2 separate regions of the Mus musculus genome follow, and region 2 is linked to region 1. A link is a loop called in an ENCODE intact Hi-C map of the cell type or tissue named here. Cell type or tissue: left cerebral cortex. All regions are shown on one strand.

What was found. Hi-C counts contacts between places; a loop is a spot of excess contacts. Peaks named below come from ENCODE experiments on the same cell type or tissue, not always from the same donor. Only the 100,000 strongest peaks of a DNase experiment are listed, where the experiment ranks them.
Region 2: it touches region 1 in a loop (9-fold over the local background); 2 of 42 quality-filtered maps call a loop at or near these places.

Annotation. Positions count from the first base shown.
Region 1 is chr11:106,499,454-106,507,453 of GRCm38, forward strand. It overlaps Tex2 (testis expressed gene 2), which reads right to left. Exons shown (of 12, transcript NM_198292.3): 11 at 7,414-7,534; 12 at 2,686-4,265. The coding sequence ends at 4,143. Gm36220 (predicted gene, 36220) reads left to right here and starts at 1,462. Exons shown (of 2, transcript NR_168513.1): 1 at 1,462-1,487; 2 at 1,680-1,758. It overlaps Snord104 (small nucleolar RNA, C/D box 104), which reads left to right and starts at 1,538; the gene lies at 1,538-1,610. It overlaps Gm22711 (a small nucleolar RNA gene), which reads left to right and starts at 1,792; the gene lies at 1,792-1,924. In left cerebral cortex, CTCF peaks have their summits at 4,005 and 6,953; DNase peaks (open chromatin) are centred at 1,366, 2,041 and 4,017; H3K4me3 peaks cover 1,895 bases; H3K27ac peaks cover 2,722 bases.
Region 2 is chr11:106,559,537-106,567,536 of GRCm38, forward strand. It overlaps Tex2 (testis expressed gene 2), which reads right to left. Exons shown (of 12, transcript NM_198292.3): 2 at 7,429-8,000. Among named protein-coding and RNA genes, the nearest start is that of Tex2, 49 kb to the right of the region's middle. In left cerebral cortex, a CTCF peak has its summit at 7,246 (motif pointing left); DNase peaks (open chromatin) are centred at 471, 3,280, 4,161, 4,925 and 1 more place; H3K27ac peaks cover 3,612 bases.

The DNA of each region.
Region 1 (8,000 bases):
CCCTGCTAACATCATTCTCCTAAATAAATGAGGACAAAATATAATCTGTGGGATGCCGCTAAAGCAATCCTTAGTGTGAAAAGGATAGTTTTTAATGGGCGGTTAGAAAAGAAGAAAGGTCTCCATTAATAATCTAAGAATCTAAACTGGGCGTGGTGGCGCATGCCTTTAATCCCAGCATTTGGGTGGCAGAGGCAGGCAGATTTCTGAGTTCGAGGCCAGCCTGGTCTACAAAGTGAGTTCCAGGACAGCCAGGGCTATTCAGAGAAACCCTGACTAGGAGGAAAAAACAAAAAAAAAAACAAAAAAACAAACCCAAAAAACAAACAAACAAAACTAGAGGAGCCAGGAGTGGTGGTACATACCTCTAACTGTAACTCTTCAGAAAGGAGTTTAAAAAAACAAAACAAAACAAAACAGACAATTAAAGCAGAGAATATTAATAAAGCCAAAAATGATAAATCTCTTTGATGGGGTAGAGCACATTCCTGATTTTCAGCACTTAGGGAGGCTGAGGCAAGATTATGAATTCAAGACCAGTTTGGTCTACTCAAGCAAGACATTCTCTGAATAAAAAAAGGAGCAGGTGAGATGACTCAGTGGGCCTCTAGAAACTTCCAACCATTAAACCTATCAAAGGATTACTGTATTTTGTCAAATAGCATTTGGTTGTATAGACAACAAAATTTATATTTTCTCATAAGAGCCTTTGCATATTCTCAGTTGTGGGGTACTGCTTTTGAATAATATGCTATTTACAATTATGCATGAGATTTTATGTGTGTACAGGTCTTAATTTCTCTTGAGTAAACTCCCAGGTATTAACAGGTCACCTGGCAAGTGGATGTTTACAAGAAGTTAGTTGTTTAACTCCTTTTTCAAAAATGGTTTGCTCATTCTATTCCCAAACATAACTGGGAGCAAAGCTCTGCATCCTCGCCAGCTTACAACACACACCTTTCCAACCGAGCACACAATATACAGAATAAAGATCTTAAACTGGGCGTTTAAGCCTTTCAGGTGCTGGAATTACAGATGAGTCATGAAGCCAGGCCGAGGGAGGATAATCTCAAACTGAGGACCAGAAAGGTCCCCTCATCAAATCAGTATTCGCTCGCGTATTCAGTCTTTGCTCCTACGGCTGCGGATCCTTTGAACCCAAGAGGCACTTCGGTTCTTTTTCCCAACATCAACCTAGGTGTAGGGATCCCACCCCCCCCCCCCCCCCCCCCCCCCCCCCGTCTCCCCGAAAAAGCAAGACGCTGGAAACTCGCAGTTTCGTCCCAGCTCTATGGTTGGTGGACCTATCTACACGCTGGAGGACTCAGAAAGCCCAGCCAATGAACCGTCGCTCTTGAGCACGTGACAAGAAAGCTGGCTTCCTACTGGTCAATACTGCAGGAGCCCGCCCAATAACTTCCGGACGCTTTCTTTAAGACAAGGCCACACGTCCATTCCGGCCTCTTATCGACGGGGACTGCTCTAAGGTAATGTGTTCTCTGAGGAAGCTGAGGCTGCACGGTTTGAGCTGGGTGGCCGGCGATGATGACACTCCATACATAGCACGCGTTAGACTGCTGATCCGGGTGATGCGAATCGTAATCTGAGCCGACCGCACCGGCAGCGGGAGGTGGCGGGCGCAGCCGACTTCGTACCCTCACCCTTCGCTTCTCTTTCAGGTCTGCCCTGCGCAGGACAGCAGACAGCGTGGACTTCTACCACCTTTCCCCGAGCCTCTGAATAAAGTGTTTAAATAACCCCGCTGGTGTCTTGTGTGTCACTGTCGCCGACGCGCTGCCTTTGAGCCCCCGGCCCACCTTCTCGTGGTGCCGGGGGTTAAGCTGCGGCGCCATAACACTCTGCTAGCGCATAACTGGGGCCGCCTGCCCTTCGCGGGCGGCCCTTTTAACCGCTAGCTACAGGCTCAGAGCAGCCGACTACACGGCACTTCGGGAGTCGAGGGCAGATGGTGTTGGCCCAGGCCATAGGCTTAGGTTTTGGAGTAACTGGCCCGAGTGATAACTTGATAAAGTAGGTCCTGTACTGTCCTTTGTCCCTGCCCCAAGCGTGGGCAGTACTTGAGATGTCCTGCCTACAGGAAAATGGAATGGGAGGAGCCCTGGAGGTGAATGGATGCCATCTGGCACACGGGCTTTGGGGCGACTGAAGCCTTAAGGGGGGAGAGGCTGTTAATTAAGTCAGGCCTCAGAGTGCAGATATGCCAGAGGTTGCGTCCCCAGTGTTTGAATAACTGAGACCACCGACCTAGAAGGAAACTGAATTACAGAGGCTTCTTTTTGGGGAGGGGGGCTTCGAGACAGGGTTTCTCTGTGTAGCCCTGGCTGTCCTCGAACTGAAATCCGCACCACGCCCGGCTTAAAGAGGCTTCTTAGTGTTCCTGAGTGAAGTTGCTTAATTGGAGCTTACTAGTAAGCAATTAGAACAAAGTAGTTAGATGAAACTTTGGATTAAAACAGAAAGGAAGCTTTAAGGGACAGGTTCCATAGACTGACCAGTTTTTCTAGAAAACAAGGTTATCCCTCTGGTTCCATAAGAAGTAATAATGGATTTCTTTAGTTCCCACCTCTACAGTGCTGGAGGCTAGCAAAGGTGGCTAAAACTAGCCTTGTGAGGGTCTCTGCATTCACGGTCCTGTGGGTTTCTCTAAAAAATAACATGCTTGTCTGGTGTTTGACATGAATATTTATTTTGTGAGACAATGCAAGTGATTTTAAGTTCCCAAATTATTTTAAGCTTAATAAGTTCAGTCTCCAATTGTGTGTCTATCTAGTCTTGCCTTTAGTTACTGCAGAGAAAGACCAATGAACAAGGCATGTGGGCTCTTGACAGGCAAATGGGAGAAATTAAAGCAGTACACTGACTGGAATGGTCAAATAATTTGTCATGTTTTAATGGGATGATTAAAATAAAGACTCAAATAAGTTTTCAATATATTAATTTCTTTAAAGTCATCTTCAAGCAAGGTGCTGTTTAAGAAAAAAAACTTAGCTTTGTCCACAGACAGTAAATTATCAGAAGTTACTCAAGGTAATTTTGACATTGGATGCAGCTTTAAACAAACAAGAAAACCTAGTAGATCTCCTCAAAGCAAATTATACAATTAGAGCCCCCGAGTTTGTAAACTAAACATTCTGACACAAATGCACAAACGTAAGTTGGCAACATTAAAGAAAGGTCACAAGTGCATGTGTGGATGTAGTGCTTGCCACTGAGGAGAAAGGAAAGTCCATTTGGCCACCAGAGAAGGGGACTGCCCACAAACCTCCCGAACCCGTTCGATCATCCTACAGCACACAGAAAAACCAGAAAAGAACACTTTGGCTCCCACTTTCTGGCCCCGTCCCATCAGTACCAGGGAGGGACAATCGGTCGTTGTGCACAGTGTTTTGACATTGTCACACTCGCTCATGTCTCAGAAGAGTCAGGATTGGTTGAAAAGCAAGGCGATTGTACGTCTTTGGGATGGTTTGATCTCACGGCTTTGCCTGATGTTCACATGAAGCCCACCCCAGTGAAAGTGTGGGTGTGTATGTTCTATGGCTACTTGCTTCCAAAATGCACAATTTAATATGAAAAAAGTTGCTATGCCTATTTTACCACCAATGAAATGGCTCACAAAACCACACTCCACACAGGTTACCACAGTGACATTCTCCAAGGATGGAGGGCCGCAGTCATGCGTACAAAGTGTAGAGTGGAAAAATGTTCCATTGTGCACCAGCTGCCTGAGGAAAAGCTTTGGAGGAGTCAAAAGGCAAAGGGAAGCCTTCTAGTTGTACAGCTTTGCTCTGAATGTGCTCATTTGCTGTCATAAAACCTGGTAGACTTAAAAAAAAAAAAAAAAAGCCATGGTGCGAGTCAGCTGTAACTCTGGCTCTACCATTATAGTTCAAGTCTCCTTTGCCAGTCAAAGCTTTGCATCAGACAAACCAGATACTAGTCACCAGATGCAGGGAATGACACCTCAGTGGAATGGGCCAGCAGGCAGAGGGCGGAAGCAGTCCTTTAAGAGACAGTAGCTGTGGCACCAGGAAAGGCCACCCCCACAGAACAGATGGCAGCTACAGATCCCACACCTTGAGCTAGGTCTCATAATACTGGGAATGTCCCATCTTCACCAATCACAGCTGATCAGAGGTCTCCACAGGTGGCTCTTTCAAGAGGCAGGAAGTGGAGCGAGGGTCCATGGCCGAGTGCATTATAGGAATATAAACGTCATCCATGTTTGGCATGACAAACACTTTCTGTAGGGAGAGATTAGAGGAGAGCATGCATCAGGCAAGCGTCCTCCTTTCATACATGAACGATTTTCCTATACATTCCAAGTATGTTCTATCATACTGTCTCTGTATGTGTCGACTTAAATTGCTTCCCACCTTATTTATTGAGACAAAAGTCTTTCACTGAACTTAGAGCTAATCAATGACTAGACTGGCTGGCGAGCGAGCTGGGATTTTATGTGGATGTTGGATATTTGAACTCAGATCCTCAGGCCTGTGTTACTAAATGGCCAGCTCCTCCATTCTTGAACTTAAAAAGAGCCAAGGAGGGCTGGAGAGATGGCTCAGTGGTTAAGAGCACCAACTGCTCTTCTGAAGGTCCTGAGTTCAAATCCCAGAAACCAAACCATCCATTGTGAGTGAGCCAAAAAAAAAAAAAAAAGAGCCAAGGAGCTGGCAGGGTGGCAGACACTTCCCAGCACTTGGGAAGGCAGCAGATCTCTATGCATTCAAGGCCAGCCTGATCTACAGGGTAGGTTTCAGAGCAGCCATGCCTGTTACACAGAGAAACCTTGTCTGGAAAAACCAAACAATGACAAAAAATAAAGAGCCAAATAACCACACCAGAGCACAAATACAGGAGGAACCTGGTGTGTCAGCTTTGAGATAAGAGCCCTCAGTTTCATAAACAATGTATATATGTAGTAACTATGTAGGAAATGTTCATCAACCTTAATTCAGGAGAACTGGCTTAGCAACTGCACTCCTTCAAAATCATGCCCATGATATATTCCAGGTGAATTCATTCTTTTAAATCTTAGCACAAATGTAAGCTGAGTTGGTTTTTTGGGGGGGGAGGGGCGGGGGGAGAGTTTTTGAGACAGGGTTTCTCTGTGTAGCCCTGGCTGTCCTGGAACTCACTCTGTAGACCAGGCTGGTCTCAAACTCAGAAATCCACCTGCCTCTGCCTCCCAAGTGCTGGGATTAAAGGCGTGCGGCGGTGGTTGTTCTTTGCACACTGTGACTGTGTGTATGGATTCTGACAATGCATTTGTGCTTTGGCAATACTCTTAGAGAAACAAGCAAGCATGCAGAAGCAGTGAGTAGCCTTCAGCTTTCCAACTGTCTCCAGGACCAGGCACCAGTCAATCTCTGTCTCCTCCCTCCTCCCTTTGCTCCCTGTAGTCTAAGACCTCCCAAAATAGTGACCTGCCCAGATGATAACAGGATACAAGAAACATGAAAAGCCTGAAGGCACAAAACCTCTAACTAGGTTTAAAGTATTTTTCCACCTGGTGAAAATAGTAGGCTTTTATCAGAAACTAATTATTAGTTATATTTAATCTCTAGCTTTTAAATAGTAATAGCTTTTGACCGGGCAGTGGTGGCGCATGCCTTTAATCCCAGCATTTGGGTGGCAGAGGCAGGTGGATTTCTGGATTTGAGGCCGGCCTGGCCTACAAAGTGAGTTCCAGGACACCCAGGGCTACACAGAGAAACCCTGTCTAGGAGAAAAAAAAAAAAAGTAATAGTTTTTTAAAAAGGGCCAGGAGGAAGGTTAGGCAGGTGCAGGTGCTGGATCCTGAGTCTGAGACCTAAGCTTAACCACTGGCACCCTCATGGAGGAAGAGAACTGACTGCAGGTTGTCCTACACACACACACACCACACACACCACACACACACACACACACACCACACACACACACACACACACACACACACACACACACACACACACACAAAACTGAAAGTGAGGCCTGGGAGACAACTCTTTCACTTAAGGGCTTTCCTTCCAAGCCTGAGGACCAGGAGTTTGATCACTGAGACCCCAGAGATTGGGCAATCCCAGTGCTGGGAAGACTGAGACGGTCAGATCCCTGGAGCTCACAGCCTGCTAGTCTAGACCTTCTCGTCCAGTTCCAGACCAATGAGAGACCCTATTACAAAATACAAGGTGGACAGTGCCCGAGGAATGACACACGCATACACACATGCATGCACACCCTAAACTTAAAATATACCAATGCAAAGGAATGCAAATATTCTTCAAAGAGGGAAATTCGTGACTAAGTAAATAAAGCATTTGCTAACCCATAAATTCTGAGGTACTTTGTTGTTATTTATTTATTTATTTATTATATGTAACTACACTTTACCTGTCCTCAGATACTCCTTGTTGTTATTTATTTATTTATTTATTTATTTATTTATTTATTTATTATATGTAACTACACTTTACCTGTCCTCAGATACTCCAGAAGAGGGCATCAGATCTTATTACAGATGGTTGCGAGCCACCATGTGGTTGCTGGGAGTTGAACTCGGGACCTTTTGAAGAGCAGTCGGCGCTCTTAACCACTGAGCCATCTCATAGCCCCCACTTTGTTGTTTTTTAAATTTTGAACAGGATCTCTCCAGGCTGTCCTGGAACTCAGTATGCAGAACAATCTGGCCTGCCTTTGTCTCAAGTATCAGGATTAAAGGAATTCACCCCTACTCCTAGCTTCCATAAAATTTCAAGACAGCCATCCTTTAAATATTGGATCAAGTGACTGGGGTGGGGCAGGATGGTTCAGTGGTAGAGTGCTTGCTTAGCAAGTGCCAGGCCCTGAGTTTGATTCCCATCACAAGTAAAACAAAACAAAATCTGATCAAAATCTGAACGAAACAGCTCATACCAGGCCCGGGATACCAGGCCCGGGATACCGCTACTGTCCCTGGTGGCAGAATGTAGTAAGCAGGTTTGGAGGTTGAACTCTGGCTTAGGTGTTATTTAAGGGAGACCTGAACTTAAGATTCCCAAGATAGTTGTTGCTGGCATCGTTTCCTTGCATGTTAACTAAACTAAGTAAAGCAGCAGCCTCAGAGAGCATCTTTCCTGCCCACCGGCTAGGTGCTGCTGGCTGCCCAGTTCCTGACTTCATCCAGGCCAAAGGCAAAGCCTGGCCAGTTTCTGCAGGCTTGCTGGTACTGGGCACCATCATCCTGCCTTTAAACACATCTGCTGGGTTTCTTTGGAGTCTATTTCATGGAAAAGTTTCAGGGTCTTTGAAACCATTCCTAAAATCCTAAGCCCAGGCTTGAACACAGGTCTTTGCTCCTGGGATGACATCTAGGCCTTCCATCCCACCCAGTGCCCTTGCTCTGTGGGAAACACGGGGCAGTTTTACCTGAAGCTCCTGCTCCAGTTTCTTCTCAATCCACTCTGTCACGTGAACTAAAGTCACTTCTCTCTCTCCAAGTTTTGGCCGAGCTTTCAGCTCCACATACGGTGGCTTCCGGAAACCATACCTTTGTGAAGAAGACAGTTACAGCATTTAAGGAGAGAATGGAAGTGGGCGAGCACTGGCACCACAGAGCCCTTGCTGGCAAGGGTTGATCACTAAGTGACCTCCGGTTCTGAACTGCCACATTCCTAACTCAGCACAGCACACGTGAGCTCTGAACGCCGCTGTCTGTTGGGCAGTGTCAGGGCTCGGAGGGATTCAGAACAGTGCTGACAATGGAGAAAAGCCGAGATCAATTGCAGAAGGCTAGGAACTGAGCACTGCTTTAGGGTTCTTTCCCTAAAATGGCAATGGCCTTTCTCTTTGTATTTTTAATAGCAATAAGGTGTTCTCATTATAAAAGCCACAACTTTTGAAAGACACAGCCTCCTTCTGAATGGCGTCTCTACGAGAGGGTCTGTAATAAGCAAGCTCAGGCAGAGAAGGTCTATAGACTGCTTTTTCTTCACCATGTGCTAAGTCATGTTTTT
Region 2 (8,000 bases), 60 kb after region 1:
AATTTCTCTTGGTGTTTGTTGTTATAATTTGACTTTTGTTTTTAAGACAGGGTCTAATATAGCCCAGGCTGGCCTTTAGCTGCGATGTAGCTAAAGCTGGCCCTGAACTCCTGGTTTTCCTGCCTCATGAGTGTTGGGATTACAGGCAAGAACCATTGTTCAAGGCTCTCAAAATTATTCTTTTATATATCAAAACCCAAGCCTATATTTTAGGGAACCTAATTACTAAAATGATCTGTCCCTTTTATTATATGTAACTCACCCAAAGAAAGATTTTCCAAAAGTCATCTTCATTAATCTTTGCAAAGGCATGGATATAATTTTAGCCAAGCTTCTAACAGCTTTCCCTCTGGAAGCGACATCCTACCGCTCTGCATGTTGGTAATTTATGTCAGATAAGAACTTGCTCATACATATAACTCAAAACTGCATCTGAGTCACACTCCAGCATAAATCCGAGAACCTTACGGAATCTTGAGGAAGTTCTTCATTATAAACAAGTGGGAGAGCTGGCACACAAAGTGGAGCTGAATGAAATGTGCTCCTGGCCAGGGACAGGGCATGCTCAGAGGAGGAGGGCATCCCGTTTGGTTAGGAATGCTCAGTAGCCATCCTAAGGGTGAACGACGGGCATCAGGCTTCCAGGTCCTGACACTCTCATCACTAGGGCTTCCAGCCAGGACATCTAGCTGGCCACTCCAGAAGCATATGCAAAAGAGGGGACCTGCACTGTGACTCTTGGTGCCTATAGCACATGGAAGCTGCCCTGAGCTGCCTCACTCACTCAGCCCACCAGGTTTCAAGTCTGGTAGTGGCTCTTGCCTTCATGCTTAGGTGCCGCTGGGCTGGGTGCCCAAGGCAGCCCTGCTCTTACTGGCTGCTCCTCACTTGCCTGATTCCCATATTTTAAAACAAGCGTGCTCTGGTCCAGGGAGTTCTGTAGCGTTAGTGACAATTCATGGATCCCACAGAGGCAAAGGAATTCTTGTGCTCCAGTCAGTATGGCTGATGACCAGTCGGGCTAGGAGCTAATGGTGGCATATTGTGGTCCTACACAGTCACAGTCACTTTGACAATAGCTACCACTTGGCTGCAGATTGGCCCTTTTGGATTAGTGACCCCAAGCTCACTGTCACAGCACCATGGTCTCTGTGTGACTAAACATGCTAATTTATTGTGTACGTGTGTATACGTGCATGTGAAGAACCAGGTGCACACATGGAAGTCAGAAGACAACTTGCAGGGGCTGGTTCTCCCACTCTGCCATGTGGACTCCAAGCTGTCAGGCTTGGCAGCGCATGATCTTACATGCTCACCAGCTCATTGGCCCTTCAGCACCTTGCTTGAATACAAATGTCAATGGTGTATATGTGACTCAAAATTTACCCAGAGAAGGCACAGAGCGTCTTTTTGTCTCCTTCTCACAGAGAAACCAGAGAGAAGGGATACTTCTTCCTTAAATTGCTCACAGGGCCGATAATGGAGCTACACCCTGTCCTACGAAGGCTCTGGGCATTTCCTAAGTCACTTCCTTCTGTCAGTGACAACCTCCATGACCCCGGAGGAGCTGAAAAACATCTGTTTTAGTCCAATAGTCTGTTAAGTTTTTGTTGAGACTGAGTTTCCCAAGGTAGCCCAAGCTGGCCTTGAACTTGTGTCCTCACGCCTCAGGCAGGCAAGTGCTAAAACAGTTGAAGGCAACTCAGCTCCAGTTCAGCTGGTTCATGGTTCACAGGTGGAAGTGGCTTATAGGTGCGTCCAACCCATAGCCCCGAGGGCGTGTGTCCCAGGATAGCTGTGAGTGGGGCTCAAACCCATTTGTAGATGACAAAATCCTTTTGCAATGTCAAGAAGTTGCCCGTCCCTGTCTGTAGAGATCTTAATGTTGCTGCCAGGTACCATGACCTATGGGAGGCTGGGGAGTGTCTTAAGTTTTCATACTTGTGCTCAAGATTTATATACTCATCTTCTACAGAAGCCAGTTAGTATCACATACACAGAAAACACAAATCAGCTCATTCATAGTTCAAATCAAACTATTCAAAAGTAGATATTTCTACTCACCAGACACAGGTTCACAGATGTCTTAGTCTGTTTTGGTAATTATTAACAAGATATTCAATCTGCATAATTTGTTTATTCGTCCTATTGTTTGTTATTGGTGGTATTGGAGGTTGAGCCTAGGACCCTCTGGCATACAGGTCTTTTTCTCACTACATTATCAAGATAAACCTCAAATTGGGGCTGGTGAGATGGCTCAGTGGGTAAGAGCACCCGACTGCTCTTCCGAAGGTCAGGAGTTCAAATCCCAGCAACCACATGGTGGCTCACAACCATCCGATCACGAGATCTGATTCCCTCTTCTGGAGTGTCTGAAGACAGCTACAGTGTACTTACATATAATAAATAAATAAATAAATCTAAAAAAAAAAAAAAAAAAAAAAAGATAAACCTCAAATTAACTTTGTAGCCCAAGTAGGCCTTGAAGTTGAATCCTCTAACCTTAGCCTAAGCAGCTGGGATCACAGGGCGGCTGTACCAGGGAACTTTTTAAAGAACAAATTTATTCAATTGCAGAAGTAAATAGAGTCCAAGATCATGTCACTCGCCTTCAGCTTCCAGGCAGGGAAGGGTGTGCTGTTCCACCCGAGAGTAAGGGAGAAAGGGAGGACAGGCTCTGAAAAAGACACACACCTGCTCAAGAGACACAGGGACAGCGAAGCTGCTGGCTTCCGAGCAACCTGCTCTCCTGATAACTAGCCCACTCTTACAGAAGCTACACCCAACCTAGCATGACGATGGAGCTCTCATGATCCAATCACCTTTTCCCCCTCTTTGAGACAAAGTCTTCAAGTTGGTCTAGGTTGGCCTAGAACTCTCTATGTAGCCCAGGTTGGCCTTGAACTTCCTACCTCTCTGCCTCTTAAGTGATGGAGTTACAGGTATGAACTACAGGACTCCCTGTATTCTAAACTGGCCTTTATGTATTTAGAATGATCTTTAGCCCTGGCTGTTCTGGAACTTGCTCTATAGACCAGGCTGGCCTAGAGCTCAGAGATCTGCTTGCTTACACCTCCCTAGGGCTTTAAGTGCTAGAACTACAGGCATATGTTGTCATGCCCAGCTTCTAATTATCTCAACACAGTTACACTGAAAATTCCATTTCAGCCTGCATTTCGATGGGAGCAAACCATGATCAAACCATGGCAACAGGCCCATTTTATAAAGAAACCAGTGTCTGGCTCCTGGATCACATCACAGTCGTAGAGCTGGCAGCAGAAGAGGACTTGGGCTTAGCTGGCTGGTGTAGGCCTTTGGGACCAGCCTTTCCGCTCACAGCCTGGCCCCATCCACTTCTAGCACAAGTTCTGTTTCCTGTGTGCTGCTGTGTGATCACATGCTCCTGCCACCATGAACCAAACCAAACACTTCCTCTCCATGATGGACAACACCCTACAACAAATCCTTCCTCCCTCTGGTTGCTTCTGTCACATAGTCAGTCTCAGGAACAGAAATAGGAACGAATACTGATCCACTGGTTAAACTCTTCCTCATGGACCCAAGCATGCATCCAACAGTTATTTATCGCATGCCTACCACACAGCAGGAACTGGGGATACAAGGACAAGCTGATGAGCCCAACCTCTCTGCCTTCAAGAAGCACAAAAAACACAAGCCAGACAATCAGCATGTGACTCCGGCTAGGAAGTCCAATCAGGTGAGACGGAAGCTGCCAGGCCAAGGCCCTTTCATTTTAGAGGCCTGTGTAAGTCAACTCACCCAGCAGAGTATGGAAGGCTGCAAGATGTCACTTGCAGATCTAGACATCTAAGCAGGCATGCTGCAGGAAAGAACTCATTATACCTATGACAGGGCTTGGCAAACTGGGCACACCACCACCCCTCTGCTCTGTTATCTGTCCTCAGAGGATAGAAGAGAGCAATAGATCCCCTGGGACTGGAGTTCCAAATGGCTGAGTTGCCATGCCGGTCTGGGAACAGAACCCGGGTCCTCTGCAGGAACACCCACTACTGGGCCACCTCTCTAGCACCTGGTGTCCCCCTTTCTAAACATCATTGCCACCAAGGTGGAAGCCAAGAAAAAAGACAGGGAAGGCAGAGAACATATGTTCACAGTATCCCTGTCACCAGCCATGATTCCCCATGTGCATCAACAGTTTGCCAGGAAGACAGCCTTTACCAGATAAACCCCTCAACTTGGGCTAGAACCATGAGCAAAAATAACACCTTTTCTTTGTTTTGCTGAGCCAGGGTCTCAGAACGCAGCCCAGGCTATCCTCAAACTTGCAAGCATCCTGCCTCTGCCTCCCAGACGCTGAAATTACAAGTGGGTACCACTAAATCTGACACTCTTTTCTATATTACCTAGCCTGGGGTATTGCATCACTAACAATAGAACACTGGCTAAAATACCACTAGACAGCATGGCCATGGACAAGGAAAGCCTCTGGGCCTCCCTTCCCTCACCAGCACATACCCGAACTGAACAGGGTTGTGATACAATTCTAATAAGACAATATTCCCACACCTAGCACCCTGCCTTTACTGTTCCACTCACTGGATTAAAAACAAGCCAACTGTCGTGACATTTAAATAGCACTGTAATGTTGCACCCTCTGGGTAGTGGGTAAACTGTCAACCCACAGTTGACTAGATCAACACTGAGGCTGTCTGTCCTAAAGTTAAAATCTTCCCAGGACAAATATCTTCGTCAGTCAGTAGTTCTGGGACTGACACAGGCATCTTTTTTTCTCTTGGCTAAAGTTAGCACTAGGCCACTTAGAGCGTGGAAATCAGGAGGTAACAGCATCACTGTTTCGACAGTGGGGCCACCAGGCATGAGTCACTTTTGCTCTGCTCCACATAATCATGCTACACTAAGGGTGTCACATCCTCGGGAGCCAGCGCCAGCTTCCCTTCAAAAAAGAAACCGTCTCACAGCCAACTGTGTGGGGAAGCGTGAAGAGGTCAGGCTGTAACACACGTGAGCACACAGGTGACAAAGAGCGGGTGCGTCTGCATGTGTGATGCAGACACTACACTCCAGACCTGACCAGAGCCAGATGACACGCCCAGGATATGTCTGACGTGGACCTTTTCTGAGTTTCCCATGCTTCTCTTGGGAATAAGGACAGAATGTAAAGAGACGAGAAAACAACAGACAGATTTGGAGAGGGCCCCTCCATCCACTGCAGCGACAGCTTTCCTTTCTTGTTTTTTGTTTTTTTAGTTCTCAATAAAGAGAGATCATGTTGTCATTTTCAGAATATTCCTTAGATAGAAGGGAGGGGAAACAAATCTAGAAATTTAACAGAGCCCAAATAAGCTTGTAACCTGAGGAGAGCTAAAAGTTATTTATGATCAATAGCGTTCAAAACCACTCCAAGAAAACAGAAGCCACCTTGAACGCCTGTAAGGGCAGCAAGGGGCTCTCAAAGTCTAGACGTGGGCTTTTTCTGCAGAGATGTGCCACAGGAAAAGGGGGGAAGGGGAGAGGGAGGAGTGTCACGCTGGGCTCAAAAACATGGGATGAACAGAGTCCCTGCCTCCTCATGTATAAAACTGGAAATACCTAATGCCAACAGAGGATCCTTGAAAATTATTATATAGCAGTGACCTTTAAATGTTCCTGATTCTATACCCTATATAACTATGTATACAAATAACTCAGAAACTGTATCAATGACAATTATACTTTTAGAGTTTAAATTTTTAAAAATTATGTGCATATATGTGGGTGGGTGTACAGACACCTGGGATCCTCTGGAGCTGAAGTTAAGGGCAGCTGTGAAGTGGCCTGACTTGGTGCTGGGACATAAAACTCAAGCCTTCTGCAGGAGCTGCACTGCTCTCAACCGTATCTCTCCAGCTCCACTGCCTGCTGTTGTTTTGCTTTGTTTTGCCATGGTCTCATTACACAGCTGCATCCTGGAAATCACTATCTAGACCAGGCTGACCGCCTGCCTCTGCCTTCCAAAGGCAGAGATCACAGACAAGCACCACCAATATGCCAGGTGACAACCATAGTTTTTTGGTTTGGTTTGGTTTTTTTGGTTTTTCGAGACAGAGTTTCTCTGTGTAGCCCTGGCTGTCCTGGAACTCACTTTGTAGACCAGGCTGTCCTCGAACTCAGAAATCCACCTGCCTCTGCCTCCCAAGGATTGGGATTAAAGTCGTGAGCCACCACGCCCGGCCTACAACCATAGTTTTATGCTAAAAATCTTATGAAGTACACAAAACGGCCAGAAAAATGTAAATATGGAGAAATAAATAGAAATTTGAAATTCGGGCTGGTGAGATGGCTCAGTGGGTAAGAGCACCCGACTGCTTTTCCAAAGGTCTGAAGTTCAAATCCCAGCAACCACATGGTGGCTCACAACCACCCGGAATGAGATCTGACTCCCTCTTCTGGAGAGTCTGAGGACAGCTACAGTGTACTTACATGTAATAAATAAATAAATTTAAAAAATAATAATAATAAATAAATAAATAACTTAAAAAAAAAAAAGAAATTTGAAATTCTAATATATTCATTCCAAAAGATCATCTCAGGAGCCCCACCCCAGGAGGCCCAAAGCCTGACACATGGCATTCACAGATGACATTTTTGTTCTCAGCCCATGTCTCACTGTGCACAGAGAGAAGCTAGCAGCAGGCGCCATCAGTGATAGTAATTGGTCTCTTTCCTCTTGGCCCTCTCCTGCAGTTCCATTGGCATCGAGCCTGATGCCAGAATCTCCAGGTAGATAACACTTCTAGGCACGGTGGCGCACACCTTTATTCCAGCAGTTGGCAGGCAGAGGCAGGCAGATCTCTATGAGTGCAAGGCTAGCCTGGTCTACACAGTAAATTCTAGGACAGCCAGGGCTACATAGTGAGACTGCCTGAAAAATAAGAATATAGAATCCCAATATTCAGCAATGACAGATCCTCAAAATAGAGCAAATTGCAGGGCAGACCTAAGAGGAACTAGCCAGAAGCGCTGCTCTCTGGGGCCGTGGAGAGCTTCAAAACTGCCTGATAAGTAGGCAAGCATGGTCTACACAGCAGGCTTCCGGATGAGCTGTTTGAGTTCCTGGACAACAGAGATATCCAAAGTCTTAGCAACACCCCAATGGGCTGCAGAGATGGCTCAGCGGTTAAGAGCACTGACTGCTCTTCCAGAGGTACTGAGTTTGATTCCCAGCAACCACATGGTGGCTCACAACCATCTGTAATGGGATCTGATGCCCCCTTCTGGTGTGTCCGAAGACAGCTACAGTGTACTCACATATATTAAATAAATGAATAAATAAATAAATCTTACACGCACGCGCGCGCACACACACACTCACACACACACACCCCCGATTCGAACACCTTCAGCCATCAGCTCACTCAGCCGTTAGCCGGAGGGAGGCTTACATACCTTTAGTATTTCGGGCTCCTTGATGTCCAGGGATCTCGTGCTCTGGTGCCGCAGAGCTTTGAGTGATTTGTGGTGTTTGTGAGCACTTGGTGGTGTAAAGAACCAAATCATGCAGACTGCAGTCATGAAGCCGAGGCCGACGCCCAGGAAGAGCCCACTCATGTAGTAGGGGAGTGGGAGGATGAGGTACGCGTAGACACACATTATAAAGAAGCCGAGCGTCTTTACAGGTAACTCCTGGTGCTCGGTGGCCGAGTCCTCTTCATCCTCGCTCTCCAGAGCCACGCCATCGCTGGCAAGCACCTCTGGCTTGAGGGGGAGATCGAGGGTCTTATCAAGTCTCCCCTCGCCCTCAGTCTCCAGCTCAAAGTCCTCCGTGTACAGTTCACAGAACTCTTCATCCTCCTTGCTCACTAAAGCAGACAGAGAACACTTCTCAAGAACCAGAGAACTTGTCTTCAGACCTAAGTCCTTCAGACTACTCGCCTGGGAACCCTTGGGCTCCACTTCCTTCGAGGCGTCTTCAGTGGGCTTCAGGTGGTCGCTCCTGGAGGTGTTGGAGTCGCTGCCGT